Linked DNA regions of Homo sapiens: region 1 is linked to region 2. The links are chromatin loops, found by intact Hi-C in ENCODE. Cell type or tissue: heart left ventricle. All regions are shown on one strand. Links, peaks and the distances in the headings refer to the core of each region. The heading gives the core; the rest is flanking DNA. Region 1 overlaps GPR161 (G protein-coupled receptor 161). Region 2 has its middle 41 kb from the start of TBX19.

Region 1 (2,918 bases), core at 166-2,665, 220 kb after region 2:
TGCTCTCAAACTCCTGAGCTCAAGCAGTCTGCCCACATGGGCCTCCCAAAGTGCTGGGATTACCGGTGTGAGCCACTCTGCGCCCTGCCTCCAGAAAATGTATTCTTAGAGTGAATAGTAGAAGGGGATTATTCTGATCATGGAGATAATTGCCCCTTTGGACCTGACACTTATCAAAATACATCCAGAATGGTGTGTTCAATTTTGGGGACCGCAAATCAAGAGAGTCATAGACATCTGAGAGCAAATACAAAGCAGGGAAGCTGAGTTAGTGAAAGGTCTGGAAACCACTATACAGCTCACTATGAGGGAAGCTTTCTCTCTGGCACTTAGGACTGCTGGTGAGGGGAAGGGCTGCCCTATTAACCCATGCACTCCCTCTGGCCAAAGAGTGTTTGAGTAGAGGCAGCGGATCCACCACGAGGGTTGTGAGGATGGCCCCGCTGCTGTGTGTAGGCAGTTTAGGCAGCAGAGTTTTTGTCTTGATCGTGGAAAGCGATCTTTCCTTTCTTTTTGGTGTCTTCTGTGTGCAGAGAATGAGAGCAGGTGGGGAAAGTGATCTGTGGGGTTTTTTGGCTAACTGAAGTATATGAAGAGTTTTGGAGAAACATTAGTCTGTAGGATTTAACATTAACATGTGTCAACCTGCGGCTTTAGCCAAGATCCCAAGCCAGTTTCCTGAGGGCAGGGACTGCACCTTATAGACAGTGATGTCTGTGGGCCAAGACCTCAAATGGTGCCTCTACTTCCCCATTTACAGTTAGTGCTTGCCCTCCCTCGCCGTGTCTGATGAGAACAGTAATGACGTCCCCATATAAACTGTACCTGATTAATCCCTGCTTAGGGAGCTCAGAACAATTCCCATGAGAATCTTACAGTCAAATTGTAATGTGCACCAAAACTGACTGGCGGTGGGCTAAAATGCAGATTTGATTCCGTGAGATGGAGATGCGGAGCCTGAGGTTCTGCCTCTCTAGTGAGCTCTCAGGTGATGGTGATCCTGCTGGTTCAGGGCCCACCCTGAGTAGCCAGGGTCTAAACACAGCAGTCTGCAGAGTGTCTCCCATAGACCACTTGTAACAGCCCCCTGCCCCCTGCCCCAGCCTGCTTGTTTAAAATGCAGATTCCTAGGTTGTGCCTGTGATCTCTGCGCCCAGAACCTCTAGTGGTGGAGCTCAAGGATCAGCTTTCTAAACTGGCACTTCAGACGATTCTTCAGCACATTAAAGGTTTTGAACCACTGGTCTTGGGAAAATGGATAGGATGGGTTAGACCAGAGGAAGAAATTGGTCAGGGGGATGTAATGAATTTCACACATGGTTGTAGAAAATGGCCCACTTATGTAGCGCTTACGTGGGGAAGACCCGCTGAGAGTCTGTACTAGCTGGGTGATCTGAGGCGTAGCACTTAACCCCTTTAAGCCTTTCTTCCCTAAGGTGGAGACGATGTGATTTGATGAATCTTTTCCTGTCCCCTGGTCCTGCCTTATCTTTCCAGTCGTCCAGCATGCTCTGCCCACCCCACGCCGAGGTGCACTGACCATGAGCCTCAACTCCTCCCTCAGCTGCAGGAAGGAGCTGAGTAATCTCACTGAGGAGGAGGGTGGCGAAGGGGGCGTCATCATCACCCAGTTCATCGCCATCATTGTCATCACCATTTTTGTCTGCCTGGGAAACCTGGTCATCGTGGTCACCTTGTACAAGAAGTCCTACCTCCTCACCCTCAGCAACAAGTTCGTCTTCAGCCTGACTCTGTCCAACTTCCTGCTGTCCGTGTTGGTGCTGCCTTTTGTGGTGACGAGCTCCATCCGCAGGGAATGGATCTTTGGTGTAGTGTGGTGCAACTTCTCTGCCCTCCTCTACCTGCTGATCAGCTCTGCCAGCATGCTAACCCTCGGGGTCATTGCCATCGACCGGTAAGCATGCCTCAGACTTAGAGAATTGAGGGATTACTGACGGGCGCTCATCTGGTGCAGTGTCCCTCTGACTGCCTTAGTTCCCTGGAGAGTGTCAGGGGCCCTTGCTGGGGGAGGATGACCAGGTGGAGTTCTGCCTCTGGAGCCATCTCTTCAACCAAAGCACATCTCGTTTTGTCTGTGGATGTTACATACAATATTATATTTTAAAAAGAGCTTCCATCGCCTAAAATAAAACATTGTAGAAACCTCTGATTCTTGGTTTGTAGATGAAGAAGCCGAAGCCAAGGCAGGTTTCAGTTCCGGGCAGCACTGGGTCCAGGGCCTCTGACTCTGCTTCTCTTTCTCCCAGTGTGACCCCTGCTCTGTCTTGCTTTGGTGTTGACTAGTGCAGCCCGAACAGGGAACACCCTCACTGCCCACAGTCCAGGACTGAAAGGAGAGCAGGGGGAAGGAAGACAGCCAGAGAATACAGGCAGTGACACCGGGGAGAGGCCGTGTGCATTTGGAAACTCGGCTGCTCCCGCCCTCAACGTAGCTGATGCACGGGGAGGTCAGGCGCAGCTGATGTTCCTAAGCAGCATCTCGCGGGTTCTTCAGGGTCCCGCATTATGCTGTCAGATTTAGTTGTACAAGTCTTGTGGGCTTTGGCAGCGAGTTTCCCACAAATGAGTGCATTTATTAGAATTTTGCTAATGGCCACTGCGTTCATCACAGGCACAGGTTGGGCTTCATGAGGACAGGGAGGATAGATTCAAGGTCTGTGTCATTTACCAGGAATTGGGGAGGAGAGTAAGTAGTGGGGTTAGGGAAAACACAGAGTGGGGCTAGCCAGGGATATTGTCACTGGGTGACACAAGTCCCCGGGCTTTTTTGAGACTGTCAGTTTTTCAGTCGATGAGTGGTAGTGGAACTGTCCACTGGGAGCACAGACTGCACCTAGACCTGAGGCTGGAATCTGGCAGCTCTTTGTGGCTGCACTGGGGAGGCAGAACCAATGAAG
Region 2 (2,918 bases), core at 257-2,756:
ACAAGTGTATTTGCTGCTTATGGTGTTGCTAAGGGTTTCTGCCTTACAAACACAGGACTTCTAATACATACATTTTTAGAACGCCTATCAAAAAGAGAAATAAAGTATGGTGTATTGCCAGACATGGTGGCTCACATCTGTAATCCCAGCACTTTGGGAGGCCGAGGTGAAAGAATTACTTAAGCCCAGGAGTTTGAGACCAGCCTGGTCAACATCATGAGATCCTCATCTCTACGAAAAATAAAAAAGATTAGTTGGGCGTGGTGGGACACATGATGTAGCTTTGTAACACAGGGTGATAGCAAGATTGGAAACTTATTTATTACTGCTTACATTGTAAATTGATGCAACCAGTTTAGAGAACAATTGAACAATACCTGCAAAAGTTGAGCTACACGTATTCTAAGTCTGGGATTCTACTTGGAGGTATCTACCCTGCAGAAACTCTCATGTATGTTCACCAGAGAAATGTACAAGGATGTTCATTGCGGCACTGTTATATTAGATAGGAGTTCTAGAGTACTAGAGCACTGTTGACTATAGTTAACAGTATTATATAGTTTCAAATAGCTAAAAAGAGGATACTGAACATTCCCAACGCAAAGGAATGATAAATGTCTGAGATGATGAATATACTGATTATTCTGATTTGATCATTTTACCTTGTACGTATCAAAACATCACTGTGTACCCCATACATATGTACAATTATTATTCATCATTTAGAAAATAAAATTAAAAAATAAATAAATCTCTACTCACCCAGGCCCTTACACAGTGGCATTTCTAGAACCTTATTTCCTTTTGCCAACGGAGCCTCCATTCCAGGCTTCCTCTCTTTGGCTCCAAAACTCACAAAGGAGCCTAAAGTTGGTCTTTGGATACACAAAAGATTCACCTATATTTCAAAATAAATTCTAACTTATTTTGTTAGACATAAGTGAACAGCTGTCTAAGGTATTTTAAGGTATTATATATTAGTATCTCTGCAAGACAGTACTTTGGTAAGTTATAAGAGGTGGTCATTTCTCAATCTGCTAGAACTTTAGGCTATTGTGACTTAAAGTATTTTCTCAGTTGGGGTGCAAGGCTTATTACTGTGATTTTCATTTCTGGCTACAGGAGGGATGTAGCAGTTGAGACTGAGAGAAGGAAGTGGTAGGGTTAAATTGAAAAGTATTTCTGAGGTAGCAGAGACCAGGCTTAGTGGCTAATCAAATGTGGCAAATGAAAGAAAGAGACTTAAGTACCTGGGTAAATGGTGATGTCATTCATCTACCATCATCTATAATGGGTAATATAGAAAGAGAAGCCATTATTGAGTTTTAGGTGTGTTGACATTGAGGCACCCATAGGACACAGAGTGGAAATGTCCTGTAGGTGGTAGTGTAGTATACATGGAATCCAGAATCAAGAGAAGAGGTCTAGCTGGAGAATATTTATAAGCTCTTAGCACTTACATAGAAACTTAGAGTTATGAGCTGAGCATATCATTCGAAGAACATATAGAGCAGTAGATTTTAATTTTGGGGGGATGATGGATCCCACTGGAAATCTAATAAAAGCTATGGATCCCTTCCCCTCACTTTTTCTCTTCACCTCCCAAAAATTACCCTAAGTGTATATAAAATTCTGCGTATACCAAAGACCTTACTTATGAAGTTGCTGATGTCTCAGGTTTATGTACAACTCTGAGAACATTCAAGAAAGTGCTGCCTGGCTCACACTTGTAATCCCAGCACTGTGGGAGGCCAAGGCAGGTGTATCACCTGAAGTCAGGAGTTTGAGACCAGCCTAGCCAACATGGTGAAACCCCATGGTGTATTTTTAGTCTCCACTAAAAATACAAAAAATTAGCCGGGCATGGTAGAGCACATCTGTGATCCCAGCTACTTGGGAGGCTGAGGCAGGAGAATCACTTGAACCCTGGAGGCAGAGGTTGCAGTGAGCTGAGATCACACCACTGCACTCCTGCCTGGGTGACAGAGCCCAGGCTGCCTCAAAAAAAAAAAAGAAAAAGAAAGAAAGAAAAAAGTGCTCCCCAAGCCCTTATTCTACCCTTATCCCACGTATAGTGTAACCTCTCTGGACTTATGAGGCACTAGCCCACATGGAAAGAGATCAGGGCACTGGAAGAACGCTTTGCTTTCTCTACTTCCTATCTCCTCCCTATGTAAACCCATTGATGAGGTTCCTACCTCTTAAACAACAGTTAAATAATTGATCCTGGGCAATGTCATCACCACACCCCCAGGACCTCCTTTGGAACGCCTAATGTCTGAACTGATGAGTAAGCCCTATCCCTGTGTTTCAGAGTGCTGTGAGCCTGCATGACTCACCAACTCTGATTCTTGATCTGTTTTGTGAACTCCCACTAGTTCTGGGCCATGCTCTGGGCCTTGAGTTTTACAATAACTTTAAAGATGAAAATCTTAAAATCACATGCCAAAAAAAAAAGTGAGAGACAGAGATCACATGCTATTTTCCTAGGTCTCAGATCATAGCCAAGTATTTGGCGGGGTACATTTGATTGGGCTGGGAGAGATAAACAGGATTGTCTACGATGAAATAAAACAGCTGCTTTTACTGCAACCAATGCTTCTAGCTGCTCTACATAACAGTTTGCCTTCTGTAAATAATTGTGCTAAACAATAGACCCACCTACAAGATGCTAAGAAAAGTGCAACCGTAGGAATTTAAGGCCAGCTGTTAGCTTTTCTACTCTCTCTGCTCATCTCTGCCCTATCTCTTTTCAGAAAAATATTCATTCCCCATGTGGTCAACACAGCAGGATTCTGGACTCCACAAGTACGCGTCCAATGTTACAGGTTGACCAACTCATCCTGGGAAAATCCAGGCTGTCTCCATTTTAAATTGAAATGGAAATTTTATTGGAAATAAATGGAAATTAATGGAAA

Evidence for each region. Peaks named below come from ENCODE experiments on the same cell type or tissue, not always from the same donor. Only the 100,000 strongest peaks of a DNase experiment are listed, where the experiment ranks them.
Region 1: it touches region 2 in a loop (4-fold over the local background); 15 of 110 quality-filtered maps call a loop at or near these places.

The regions. Positions count from the first base shown.
Region 1 is chr1:168,103,474-168,106,391 of GRCh38, reverse strand. GPR161 (G protein-coupled receptor 161) reads left to right here. Exons shown (of 6, transcript NM_001375883.1): 2 at 1,498-1,915. The coding sequence starts at 1,542. Among named protein-coding and RNA genes, the nearest start is that of GPR161, 32 kb to the left of the region's middle. In heart left ventricle, for the core only: no CTCF peak of the experiment used is centred there; no DNase peak of the experiment used is centred there.
Region 2 is chr1:168,320,559-168,323,476 of GRCh38, reverse strand. No RefSeq gene overlaps it. Among named protein-coding and RNA genes, the nearest start is that of TBX19, 41 kb to the right of the region's middle. RefSeq lists an enhancer at 2,192-2,486. In heart left ventricle, for the core only: a CTCF peak has its summit at 1,389 (motif pointing right); no DNase peak of the experiment used is centred there; H3K27ac peaks cover 220 bases.